Linked DNA regions of Homo sapiens: all the other regions are linked to region 3. A link is a contact called in ENCODE Hi-C or POLR2A ChIA-PET data. All regions are on one chromosome and are shown on one strand. The core of a region is the stretch at or near the end of the contact, and the rest is flanking DNA. Distances in the headings are between cores, read along the strand shown.

Region 1 (4,294 bases), core at 269-2,768, 4.1 Mb after region 3:
ATTTATGTGACTGCTTTTTGCAAACCTACGTGATCGCAAGTAACAAAAAGGGACCAACGGGAAGAAGTAGGTAAATTTCAAGGCGAAAGCGGGGACACTTGGACCACTGCAGGCTTTTTTTGTTTGTTTTGGTGCTTCTGCTAGGCGAAGATACGATGGGGGTCTTCCCCTTCGCCATTTTACCCATTCGGAAGGAACTGAGATAAGTGCTTTTCAACCAACCTTCGTCCTTTTTTTAAACATAAAATGGCCTCAGAGAAGGTTCCCAAAGCACAGCCGCCAAAAACAACCTAAGAAACCCCCAAAGTAACCATTAATCTTCCACTGCATTAAAGTGGATCACGATGGGTCTCGGGGGTTCGCCCGATTCCCCACACACAGTTTTTGTTCTGTAGCCACTCGGGGAGCCCTCGTCAAGCCAGCGCGGACGGGCCCCTCGGGGGGAAGCGGCGGCTCCCCTCCCGCCCTCCCTCCCGGCGGCCGGGTTCTGGGGCCGGGGCTGCGCGCCCGACCGGGCCCAACCGCCTCCGCGGCCCGGCCCGGCCCGCGGCGGCCCCAGGCCCCACCGGCGCCCCCGCCCTCCCCGCGCCGCGAGCCCTCGGCGCCCCCCCGCGCCCGCCGCCCGGCGCTCCGGCCCGATCCGCCCGAGGCGGGAAGCGGCGGCGGCGGCGGCCGCGCGGGCGGCTGAAGAGTCGAGGCCGGGAGTCGCCGCCGTCCCCGCCCCCGCCCGGTCCGGCCGTTGCTGCAGCCTGAACGAAGCCCCCGCCGGCCACCGAACCACGTCCTTACCACGGTGTTTGTATTTGCCGAGTTCGCCATTTCCACACACAACACAAACAAGAGGGGGCAACCCCAAGAAAACAAGATAAAAACAAAACCAAAAAAAAAAAAACTATAACACCCGGAGGGTGACCCAAATCACCGCAAGATTGGGGAAAAAATTTTAAACAAAATCAATCCTGAAGGAGTAGGGGAGAGCGGAGAGAGGAGGAGGAGGGGGGCACTCCTCCCGCAGCTGAAAACCTCGAGAATCGCCTTAAAAAAAAAAAAAAAGCCACGACCCTTCAGGGGTCCGGGGGGCGTTGCCCGCTCCCCACCCCGCGCCAAGGAGGGAAACCACCACCGGTCACCGCTCCCTGCGCCGCCGCTGCCGCCACCGGCTGCAGCTCCAGCCGTCCGGTCCGCCCGCTTCTCTCCTTTATATAGCGAGCCAACAAGCTGCGCGAGCCACCACCGCCGCCGCCGCCGCCGCCGAGAGACAGGGTGAAGGGGGAGGGAGGGGCGGAAAGGGCGGGGGCAGAGGTGGGCGGGGCTGAGCGCGAGACACCGCGAGAGCCGCGTGCGCAGGCGCGCCGGGGCGGAGGCCGCCGGCGAGCCGCGTTGTCACGCGCCGTGGCGGGTACTGGACTGGCGGAGCCCGGGGAGTGAAGTAGTGAAATCGGACCTACGCCTCTCCAACGCTCGCGTGATCACGTGGTTGGCACCCAGGCGGAAGTCTGCGGCAGTTCTTTGCGGTGAAGAACTTGCAAAGCGTTGCTGGAAAAGACGGGAGTTCTACTGACACTCCAGTCCAAAGCTAGGTGGGACCGCCTCCTGTCGCACGTTTCCGCCTGGTCCCGCGCTTTAGGAGCTAGGAAATGTGACAGAGGCGGTGCCTACTGCCTCGCTAGGAATGGCCGCGGAGGAGGACTGGTCACGTGGCGTGGCTTCCGGCCTCTGGCGCGTTCCTATTCGGGAAGGTTTTAAATGCGGAGTCATCTCTTGATTTGTCAGCGAGGCTTTGACTGTGAGCTTCGCGGCGTTCGCGCCTCACCGCCTCACCGAGGGTGGGTCTTTCGCGCGCAGAATTGTGTAGGATTTTCCAAAGGGAGTAAAAGCCGATCGGGGCCTACTTTTAACATTCCACAATTAGTAACGTCTGATTCGTTTGTTTCCACAGTGGGTACGCTGCGAAGACTAGGCTTATGTTACCCAGAGGTTAGTCCTCTACTAGGCCACGTACTTTAAATAATTTATCACGCTAGTGGAAATGCGGGGTGGAAGAAAACCCCACCAGCCTTTGGATTGTAACAGCACAGTAACTTTCCCTGGTTTTTAAAAATATTGCCAAAATACTGCGACTCCATGTGGCCAACGTATAGTGACTGATCACTTTGAAATGCATGCCCTTGACCCACCAACTCGCATGGCCTCTCGCTATAAGAGAGCAAGCCGGCTGTGTTCCATGTTCAATTCAATAAGTGCAATTCAATAAGCTTTTGACTTGTTCTGCCCAAGCAAATCCTGCCTTTATATCGACCTTGCAAGCAGAACAGAGAATGCTGTTTGGAAGGCAGAATTCATAGTACCTAGTTTTCTTGTCCCTGGGAATTTTGAGGGACTTGAAATGTCGCGTGGATGAGTGAGGGAGTTTGTCTTCCAGAGACAAAGCAAAACGAAACGTCAAAGTTCTGTGCTGGTGAAACCAGATTTGAAGAATATCAAAGGCGTCTTACCAAAGAGGAAAAAAAATGCATCTTGCCAAGACTTGAAGAAAGGGATTAGAGAAACCAGAGGCCTTGAATACTCAGAAAATGGGAGATTGTGAATGGGTGTAGAGGATATCTATGAACCTTGACATTTCTTTTCACGCCAAGTCCATTCCCCTGTTAACAGTTGCTTCCCAGTTTCCTGCACAGCTGCATGGTCTGGGACACTTAAAGAAAAAAATCACAGGAAATCAGTGTTCTTGGTATATTATATAAAGTTATGATTCTATCAACATTTGTAATTCATTTAATATTCAGGTGACAGCCCGAAAATTTACACTAAACAATACCATTCCTGTTAAGTTTTACTACATATTGAGAGGACTTCTTGTTACCTCCCTATTACATACTCCCAAACGCTTTGCACATGGAATCCCTCACCTTCCACCTAGTTTTCCCCCCTACTATTGATATTCTTGACTAAAAGGTTGAGTAGTTTCGCCATCAATTAAAGTTAAAACCACTGCAGACAGGACAGGGAAGAAAAGCTACGAGGTTTGCTCTTCACAGAATTAATCTGTGAAATAATGGATTGTAGTTACTGGATTAAAATGGCAGAAAACCTAGTCTTGGCCTCCTTAAGACCATCAGACTCCCTGGAGGCTCTGAGTTGGCTTCTCTCTTTACACCTAGATTGCAACAAGACCTAAGCACTTGGTTAATATTTACCCAGGAACTTAGATTGCTTGTGTGTCTGGCATCTAGCCATCATGGATTCCATTCCAATATATTGGTTTTCCAGTCCCTCAATAGCTGTTATATGCCTTCATTGCAACATATGTGTGCCATCCAGTTTAGTTTCGGAAAGAAATATTTTCTGTTATACCAAAATTGTAGGACTGAATACTTGGAAGCTGCAGCCCTTTAATTCACAAAACAAAATTTGTGAGAGAAAACTTCTCCCAAGTAAGATTACATTTAGCATCATATTTAAATTGTTTCTATCTGAACTTTTTATTCTTGGTCTCCTACAGCTTGAATGACGTTTCTAACTTTAACAGCTCTTTCTACTATATAAAACATTTATACAGGATTTGCTGTTTGTGATCTTACACTTTGTAGCAGCTATGTACTTAGATAGATACATAATAGTACTCTCCTTGTGATGAATGTTTATGTGTTTTTTTTAACTTCAAAATGATTTATACTGGGAGTTAAAATGTTGCGTCTTTCTTTTAATATGCAGCCTAAACACTAGATAACTGTAAAACAAGAGAAGAAAAGGGAAAAAAAATCGATGTATAAATTTTGCTACACCATCAACAAAATGACAGCAAACCTTCTGTGTCCAAACATTTAAATATTTTACTGTCCAAATGACTATTTTAGCAACAATGCCAAGAAAGAGAAGAGTCTAAAAAGATTGTGGAAATTGGCTTAAACTAAAATCTTGTGACTTCCCAGCAAACTCCATTTTCTTAAATAGTGAAGAAAGAAAAAAAACAAAACTAGTTTTGAGGCATATTTAGGCCCTAGTGCTCAGTATGTATTGGGCACTTTGTATGTATGTATGTATGTATGCTCAGTATGTATTGGGCACTTTGTATGTATGTATGCTCAGTGTGTATTGGGCACTTTGTATGTATGTATGTATGTATGCTCAGTATGTATTGGGCACTTTGGGAGGATACAGAATTGAAGAAGAAAGATGCCTTGAGCTTACTAATCATTTTTTTTCTTTCCTTCTTTTTTTTTTTTTTTTTTTTTGAGACAGACTCTTGCTCTGTCATCCAGACTGGCATGCAGTGGTGCGATCTCGGCTTACC
Region 2 (4,379 bases), core at 1,510-4,009, 4.2 Mb before region 3:
CTCAGAACGCACACAGAGAAAATGCTAATGTCGTTCAGCTCTGTTTCATTGTCAGGAGGGACACATGAGGATAAAAACATAGCTCTCCAAACCATTCTCCCCGCTACCCCTCCTCCCTGCACCACCACCATCCCTTCGGCTGGATGTGTCTCTGCACTTTGTTCTAATTTATCCCATGCATAATTTATTCACGTGTGTATTGTTTCCTGATCAGCAACTTTTAAAAACAAATGAAATATATAAGATGTTTTATTAAACAAGTTATTTTTAAAAAAATAAAGGCAGATGGTGTCCCTCTCCCAATAACAACGTGTGTGCTCCTGCGTTAGGAGTTGTCAAAAACTGTCCAGGGTGTGAGAGGCTGGGCTGGTCAGTGGTATTGTTTATACCCCTTTACTCACAGGGAAAGGGTCTGGGAAGCAGAAAGGAATAGCTAATTATAAATGACCAAGCAACTCCCACCTAGAAAAAGCAAGCAGGGGCGTTGTGTGTATGCTAGTGTCTGCATGTGGGTGGCAACACAATTACAAATACATCACGTTGCAACTGTTTCTAATTATACAAAGTACAATTCAGAACTAATTCCACTAACCGGCCAGAATTCCGCCACCTTCTTTCCCGCGTCTGTCCCTTCCCCCACCCTTAACCCCACCCTACACAGACTCCCTCCCCAAACACGCACCCTACTGTGATCCAAAAAACCCTGGAGCGAGTAGGGGAACACAAGCTTAGAGATACTGCGCCCGCCCGCGCGAAAGCGGGCTCCCGGGTAACTAGGGTACGGCTTTCCCAGGAGGAAACAAACCTGGTGCACATGTGAAATAGGTTCTCTAACTTGAGTTTACCAGGTGGCATCAGCCCGGTTATGTGATTTCGGCTGGAAATGGGGAAACTGAAAATCAGTTGTGGGTTCGGTAGAAACAGCATCAGCGGTGTTGCAGCGAAAGCAACCGGCAGCGAGGATGCGGCGAAGTTACGCCCATTTATTCTGCCATAAAACATTTTCTTTCTTGGGTGAAACGCTGTGGCGTTCAAGCGCAGTGTATCCGAGCTTCCGAGCCAGAACTGAAGCCAGGAGCTCCTATCTGATCAGCCTCAGCTTCCAACGTCCTCTTAACGGCAGCTTTCATATAAATATATTTGAAACCTGGGGCCTTCCTACCCCTTTCCCTATTTCTGATGGGCGACGAGCTGGCGCAAACACGTCCGATTCTCCCTGTGCATTCCTTTGCGTTAGGAACCCCCTACCGTCCCCGGGAGCGAACCTGGTTTTCAACTCCAGGAGTGGCCAGGGGTGAAGACGAGAATGCGCTGAATTAAAAGAACCAGGGTCGACAGCGGCCACGCACCAGGGAGAATTCGGCATGAACCGCCCCCCACCCGACCTGCACCTCCCTCTGCCACTTCGCCTGCGGCTTCGTCCGGGCGGGGAAGTCCCGGTCGAAGGGGTGAGGACCCCCCAGCCCACCTCGGATACGGAGGGAGCCACCCTCTGCCGACATCACCCAATAGCACCCCTTTCAGAGCGACACTAGTTTTCCGAGGCCACCCCTGGCTCCGCGATCGCGAGCGGACTTGGCGGCTTAACAGTTCCACTGACTGGAAGGAAGGAAGGAAGGAAGGAAGGAAGGAAGGAAGGAAGGAAGGAAGGAAGGAAGGAAGGAAGGAAGGAAGGAAGGAAGGATGAAAAGGAGGAGGAAGGCAGGCAGGCAGAAATTGGCTGTTGGACCCGGGGCTGGCCCCCGCGAGTCCTCGCCCGGCCCGCCCCACTCTGTCCAGGATCTGGGCAAGCGCTCAAAGTCTCCCCGAGGCGGCCAGAGGCACCTGCCCCTCGCCCGGCCGGGAGCAGACGCTGCCCCCTCGGGCCAGGAGCCCCAAAACCGCCTCTCCGCCTGCCTCAGCGCCTCACCCAGAGGTGGCGAGAACACCATTCATAAGACCTGCGGCTTCCCTGCCTCCAAATCCACCCCAAGTTAACCCGAGTCGTTAATCCACTAAAGCCAGCTCGCTCGCAAATACACGAGCAGACACACGCTCGATCGCCCGGAGCGCCTCCGAGATCCGGGGGCTGCCGGGGAAAGCCCGGGGCGACCACCTGGGCCCCAGCACGCCCGGGACCCGCTGCTTCCCCCGCGGTGCTCCAACTCCGGAAGGTTTGCACAAACTCCCCGCGAGCGATCGGAAGGCGAAGAGCGCCCTGCAAACTCCGGAGCCTCCGCGGTCCGTCCGCTGGACCCAGCGGACCCAGCGGCGGGGCGGGGGCCGCGGGCTCGGGGGCGCGGGGCTCGGCCAAGTACACCGAGGCGGCCACTGCCCGACGCTCGCCCCCCGCCCAGCAGCCCCCGAAGCCGCGCTCCCTGCCCGCGAGGCGGGGGACTCCGGGGACCGCGCCGTCCCCGAGCTCCCGCGACCCTCCTGCTGTAGAGCGCTCGAGCGCCGGGCTTCTCCGCCTGCAACCCCTATATCTGGCTCTCTCTGCAATTTAGCAGAACACAAATGTAACAATTTTCTTCTTGTTAATTGCATCTCCTGACATTTCTGCGCGTTGGGGGAAAAAAAGAAGATGAAGAAGTAAGAGCTGAAAGAAGAGAGAAGCCCCGCCGCGGCTGGAGGCGCCTGCAAGCGCAATGCTCTGGCAGCGCTCGCCACGCAGAAGGCGCCTTTTTTTTCATATTGAAACCACGCGGAATATGTACATTTTTTAGTCTTACTTACGCTTTCAGGGGGTTGTGAATGACAGTCGCCATTTTGCTACAATGTAACAGAATATTGTCTCAGAGTTCTAAAGGTTCGCTCAGGGGAAGCGACGGGCCAATCACAGCGCGGGATACCGGCCCGCCGGCCAATCGGCGCTGCTGGTAGCTAGGTGGGCGGGGCCTGCGCCGTGGTAGTTATTAGGAGAGCTGTCAAAGCCCAGAGGTCACTCCCTTTTGTAGAGCCCGAGAGCCAGCAGGTCTTAAAGGGGCAGTACAGCGCTGGTAGCTCCTTTTCGGGCTGGGGAAAGTGGAGACGCACGGGAGAGTATTATAGTTTGGTTTAACTCCCTACTTTTCTAAATAACTGCAGAAGAGTTTGCGCTCCCGGACAGAAATATTTAAATATTGCCAGCAAGCCACTGAATCCTATTCATTAGCCTTTGGCTTTGCGTATCAACATTTTTAATCCCCCAAAGGGTAAATCCCCGTGTTTCAGTGCAAAAGTTGGAAGGCTGCCGTTTCGTGTTAACAAATTACTACATGTGCTCTGCCGTTTGCTAATGCTCTGGGTCCTGCCGCTTTTTAATATTCTTATTCCCGAAGTGTTCTCTTTATCTCGGCCACCTTCCTCTCTCGCTTCTTGGAACTGTCGCTGCTGTTCCTGGCGACTCCAGGACAGCAACTCACCCTCCCCCTGGAACGTCTCAATGTCAGGCTCGCTCCCTCCTGCAGCCAGGGCTTTCCTTACGTAGTGCAGGGGGGTTACTCTGCGCGGTTCCCCGCTACCACCCCTTCGGTTCTTCCCTCTACACCAGAAACTTCCAAAATGCTCAGATTCCTGCTAGGTGGTGGGACCTGGAGCTCTGATCTTTAGGCTTAGGGGTAGGGAGGACTTAAGGCAACCTTTGGAAACTTTCTACTGCTAGGAAGCAAGTGACTAGGCAGAAGTTGTAGAGCCTGGACTGGGTGTTATCAGGGTCCCTTTAGAGGAGTGGCACACGCGATTCTGGCGTCACCTTTCACTACTTAGATAGAAGGTGGAAAGAATTTGCTAATGAATAATCCGATGTGACCCGAGGCGTCCAATGAGTCTGTGTCTGCTTCAAGTCAGTGTGAACTCTTCACTGGCGAGCCCCTGACAAAATTGGGAGACTTCTGCGAAGTCAGGCTTCCACTGGGCACCGGGAAGCTCTGGGGGGATGAAATCGCATTAAATCGCGAATAGGGTAGGGGCCTCGTTAGCATACAGAAGTCTGGCTACCATTCCAAAGCTGTTTAATCAGATCAAATAGCTAAGATAGTGGGGGAGGGGTGGCAAGGGGAGAGAAGTTGCCAAATTGCCAGTTCTTCAAAGCTATGCCCTCTCGCTTCCTTTTGCTCCTCTCAAGACAATGAATAAAATAAAATAAACATTCCAGAATTTTAAGAGTTCAACTACATACACTATTAGATTTACAGATAAACAGAACGTGGCTGAATCACTATGTTTTTAAAAGATTTGAAATCTTTAACTCCTCTCTGCGTATTTAAGAAGCAGAATTGAGTTCTATAGATTCCTTTGTAAATCCTTTGCATAGCATCTTGGCAGAGATTACAGTTTGAAAAAGTTATCTCCTTTTCCAAAATTGAAGTTTGAAAAATCCCTTCTTTACTAATTTGACAAGAAATTGGTTCAGAAGCCTA
Region 3 (4,095 bases), core at 468-2,967:
CTTCATGGATAAAAGCCACGGTTTTCGTTTGTTTGTTTTGGTGAGACGGAGATTTGTTGCCCAGGCTGGAGTGCAATGGCACGATCTCGGCTCACCGCATCCTCCGCCTCCCAGGTTCAAGCGATTATCCTGCCTCAGCCTCCCGAGGATTACAGGCATGTGCCACCACGCCCAGCTAATTTTGTATTTTTAGTAGAGACGGGGTTTCACCGTGTTGCCCAGGCTGATCTTGAACTCCTGACCTCAGGTGATCCGCCCGCCTCGGCCTCCCAAAGTGCTGGGATTACAGGCGTCAGCCACTGTGCCTGGCCAAAGCCATGGGTTTTTAGTTGAGTCCTAATGGGCAAAAACGCCACACAACTGGAAAAAAATACCACCTGCGTCATAAACTTGTAAGGAATCATAAAAGGATGCATATAAAGCGGCCCGGCTCCTAATTACTTGGTAATTGTTAACTATTGCTTTCACTCTGTCCCCAAAACAAAAGCCTTACATGGTGTAGGCATATTACTTGTTGGTAAAGCTGACTACTAACAAGTACACCCATACCCAGTAATACATTAGAATTACCTGTGTCTAGAGGACTAACGTGATTAACCACGACCTAGCAGCACTTACAAAGGCCTGGATGACCAGTATAAAACAATTCCCCACTATCTAAATCAGCACTGTCCAATATAACTTTCTGCGATGCTGGGAATGGGCTATATATAATCTGCACTGTCCAATAAAGAGGTCACTGAGCTCCTGAAATGTGGCTAGTACAACTGAGAAACTTATCCAGTCGTTAGTGACCATCTTACTGGACAGCTCAGCTCTTGAATCTGCCTCGACCCGTCAACTCTTTAAACTCGCCCATGTCCTCTTTTTCACTAGCGAAATAATTCTTTTTCTAAGTAACCTTCACTGATTCAAGGCATCAGAACGTCAACTGATCCCAAGCCCTTTTTTTCTTTAGCTGTTACACACGTGTGTTCACCGTGAACCTTCACCAAGAAACAGCATCCATATAAAACCCATAGCACATGACAAAGTCAGTCAAACATCAAAGGTCATGAAATCATCTACTTAAAATAACTCATCGCGCCTCGACCTCGTGAAGCACGGTCTCGAGGGTGGACGGGAACAAAAAACAAACAGGGCGACAGGCGTAGAGAAAATGCGAGGAGCACGCGGGGAGGTCTGGCACCCCTGTCACGGCGACTCCAGGCTGAGGCCGCCCGCACGCCCGCTCTCCCACGCCGGGCACTGTCGCTCCCGGCACGCGCACAGGCCGGACACGACTCGCCCCGGCCCCCACCCCCAACGGCGGCACGGCGGCACGGCGGCACGCACCAAGACAGTGCGAGAGTCGCTCCTCTCTCTGTATCGACTCCAAGCCGGCCCCACCCCCGGCTCCTCTGAACCCCGCCTGGAAACCTTGCCCAAGCCGCTCATTGCTCAAGGCCCCCGTACAAAATGGCGGCGAGGCCTGAGGAACCAACCATAGAGACGCCCGCCGGCCGCGGACAGAGCGTAGGCCTCTGAGCGCTGGCCCCGCCCCGCGCCGGCCTGGTCTTCCGGCGGGGGCGGGGAAAGGGCGCATTTCCAAGGGCCCTTCTAGGAGAACAGCGTGCGGTCTCCATGGTGCCGGGTCATCCGAGTCGGGTCACGTGGCTGGCGAAAGCCGTCGCGGAGGCGTGGGGAGGAGAAATGGGCGGGAGGCTGTGGGGATAGCGAGACACCCAGCGACGACGAGGTTGTCATGGTGCCGCGGGGCCGTGCTCGCGCATGCGCCACCTGACCCACAGGCCGGTCGTGGAGCTGCGACCCCGGCCCTAGGTGAGAAAGGGAGGGCTCGGTCCGGGAGGAGGGGAGCAGGGATGACGGCGGGAGAGGGATTGGGCGAGGAGCGTGGGGAAAGGAGGTGGAAGTAGGGGAGAGAGGAAGAGGAGCGAGTAGGCAAGAGGGGCAAACCGGGACTTTCGGAGGACGGAGAGCCAAATGGTGGGAGCAGGGCTTTGGTTTGCTGTGAGGGGCGTGGGAGAGGGAATCGCGGGTGAGGAGGGGGCTGCGTGTGGGGAGGAGGCTTGTGTGAGGGGCAGGTGGGCCCTGGTCTAGCCCTGGGCGCAACCGCCAGCCGGCTGGGCGGGGAGAGAGCTTGGAGTCCAGCCCGGCTGGGAGCTGAGGGCCAAGCAATGGGCAGGTGAGTGGGCGCCAGAACTAGTAACTGGGCGAGGGTCCTGGGCTTCCGGTTTGAGGTCGGGGGTGGTACCCTGTTCTGGCTCCAGGGCACAGGTGTGCTGCCTTTTCCAGAGACCTGCCGTCACCCTCGTTGCTGGTTGTTTCCCCTGAGTGGCCAGCTTGCCAGGCTTGGTGTCGGGGGTAGTGTTTCTGGGGAGAAGGTGGGCAGTGCCAAGTAAGGAGTTAAGTGGTTAGTGGGTGGGTTCGGGGGAGCTCTGATCCCGGCCCAGGTCACAGGCTGGAGCTAGGCTCCCTGTTATTGCTCAAGTCCTGGCAGTATGCATTGCCTGGGCGTTTGCCCTGGAAGGCTGGTGGTATGCCAGTCACAGCACAGTACTAGGGTCTGCCCAGTTTTGCCCTGCTGAGCTGGCAGGCTGGTGGATGCCTGGAGGGTGCACATGCTGCCTGGCACAGATGCAACGTGGGCTGGTGCGAATGGGTAGGTGGGCACTGTTACTGTGAACTAATTGCAGCAGGGGATCGGAGAAAGTTCTCTAAGCTCATCTCCCCTTTGAAAGGTGAAAATAGAGCCAAACTGGTCTAAAACATAGGAAATTGTATGGAATTGGGGTTCAGGATCTTTGACACGAATTTTCAGCCAAGTTGGAGAAATGGAATGAATGTGGAAGGGAAGATGAATATTAGACATTTAGGTAGACAGGGTTTTTCCACTGTTAAGATACCCAGACATTCTCCCAGAATGGTATCCCTGAATATGCAGGCCAAAAGAAAATGACTTCGGAGAAAAGCTAGTAATGTATTTATAATTCTAACGGGGATTACTCAAGGTTTTCTTTCTGTGACCTTATCACTTTATTGTATTTAAGCCTCTGGTTGGGCTTTTACCTCACACTTCTGTCCAGGCACACATGTTATACACGTGACACATTTTAAAGGGAACTTGAGCTTCCAGGAATGTTGCCAAGTGTCTATAAAAGGAGAGATCTGAAAGCAGCATTTCAGATCCTTTTCTTGTAACCCTGGATCTCCTTTTTAATCATAAGGACAAATCTTCACAAAGATTGTTTGTGGATTAGATCAACCCTTAATTTGGATGGTGGATTTGTCCCTGACGTTTCAACTTAGAATAAGGGGTAGATCAAATATCTGTTTCCTGCAGGGGACCAGACGTGGAGGTTAGATCTTAAGGTGACCGTGGTGTTTGGAAATGCAGAATCTTGACCTTCAAGCTGTTCAGGTATTTCTGTGACTGCTAAGCTACTAGAGCTGTCAGAGACTCAGCAGGTCAGAGATTTGTTGGAATTTATTACTCTATTGAATGCCTCATGTTAATTGTTGGGGGCTGAGGTTGCAAAGATGAAAAAAACAACTCGAGGTTGAGGAGACAAATAATTAGACTAATGTCAGAAGTGCAAAAAGAGTAGTAAGAGCTAAATGCTTTGGAGCACTTGCTAGGATTTTGAATTTTGTCCCCTTATATAAACTTATATATTTATTGATTCACTTTCTTTCTTTCTTTTTTTTTTTTTTTTTTTGAGACGGAGTCTCACTCTGTCACCCAGGCTGGAGTGCAGAGGCACAATTTCGGCTTACTACAATCTCTGCCTCCCAGGTTCAAGCTATTCTCGTGCCTCAGCCTCTTGAGAAGCTGGGATTACAGGCACACATCCCCAAGCCCAGCTAATTTTTGTGTTTTTAGTAGAGACAGGGTTTCACCATATTGGCCAGGCTGGTCTCCAACTCCTGACCTCAGGTGATCTGCCCGCCTGTGCCTCAAAGTGCTGCTGGGATTATAGACGTGAGCCACCTTGCCTGGCTCTGATTCTCTCTTTTCTTTTCTTTTCTCTTCTTTTTTTTTTTTCTTTTGACGGAGTCTCACTCTTCACCCAGGCTGGAGGGCAGTGGCAACAT

The links. Hi-C counts contacts between places; a loop is a spot of excess contacts on that map. ChIA-PET counts read pairs that join two places held with the same protein, here RNA polymerase II (POLR2A). Pooled maps may share reads with other maps.
Region 1: a pooled map shows a loop between it and region 3 (32-fold over the local background). The contact joins the promoter of GTF2A1-AS1 here to the promoter of CIPC in region 3. A Hi-C loop is called at or near these places in 8 of 50 pooled maps.
Region 2: a loop to region 3 is called in a map of naive thymus-derived CD4-positive, alpha-beta T cell, with 16 times the contacts of the local background. The contact joins the promoter of DPF3 here to the promoter of CIPC in region 3. A Hi-C loop is called at or near these places in 1 of 168 maps with a recorded cell type or tissue (naive thymus-derived CD4-positive, alpha-beta T cell) and 4 of 50 pooled maps. POLR2A ChIA-PET finds 5 or more read pairs at or near these places in 1 of 52 experiments (activated B cell).

The regions. Positions count from the first base shown.
Region 1 is chr14:81,219,700-81,223,993 of GRCh38, forward strand. It overlaps GTF2A1-AS1 (GTF2A1 antisense RNA 1), which reads left to right and starts at 1,519. Exons shown (of 2, transcript NR_135252.1): 1 at 1,519-1,826; 2 at 1,940-3,681. GTF2A1 (general transcription factor IIA subunit 1) reads right to left here and starts at 1,260. Exons shown (of 9, transcript NM_015859.4): 1 at 790-1,260. The coding sequence starts at 819. RefSeq lists an enhancer at 1-54 and silencers at 395-514, 1,045-1,094, 1,125-1,424.
Region 2 is chr14:72,891,342-72,895,720 of GRCh38, forward strand. DPF3 (double PHD fingers 3) reads right to left here and starts at 2,760. Exons shown (of 11, transcript NM_001280542.3): 1 at 2,716-2,760. The coding sequence starts at 2,747. RefSeq lists an enhancer at 2,720-3,014.
Region 3 is chr14:77,096,541-77,100,635 of GRCh38, forward strand. CIPC (CLOCK interacting pacemaker) reads left to right here and starts at 1,718. Exons shown (of 4, transcript NM_033426.3): 1 at 1,718-1,821. It overlaps LOC124903350 (a long non-coding RNA gene), which reads right to left and starts at 1,478. Exons shown (of 2, transcript XR_007064275.1): 1 at 1,336-1,478; 2 at 1-360. RefSeq lists enhancers at 949-998, 1,360-2,189, 2,329-2,488 and a silencer at 1,179-1,328.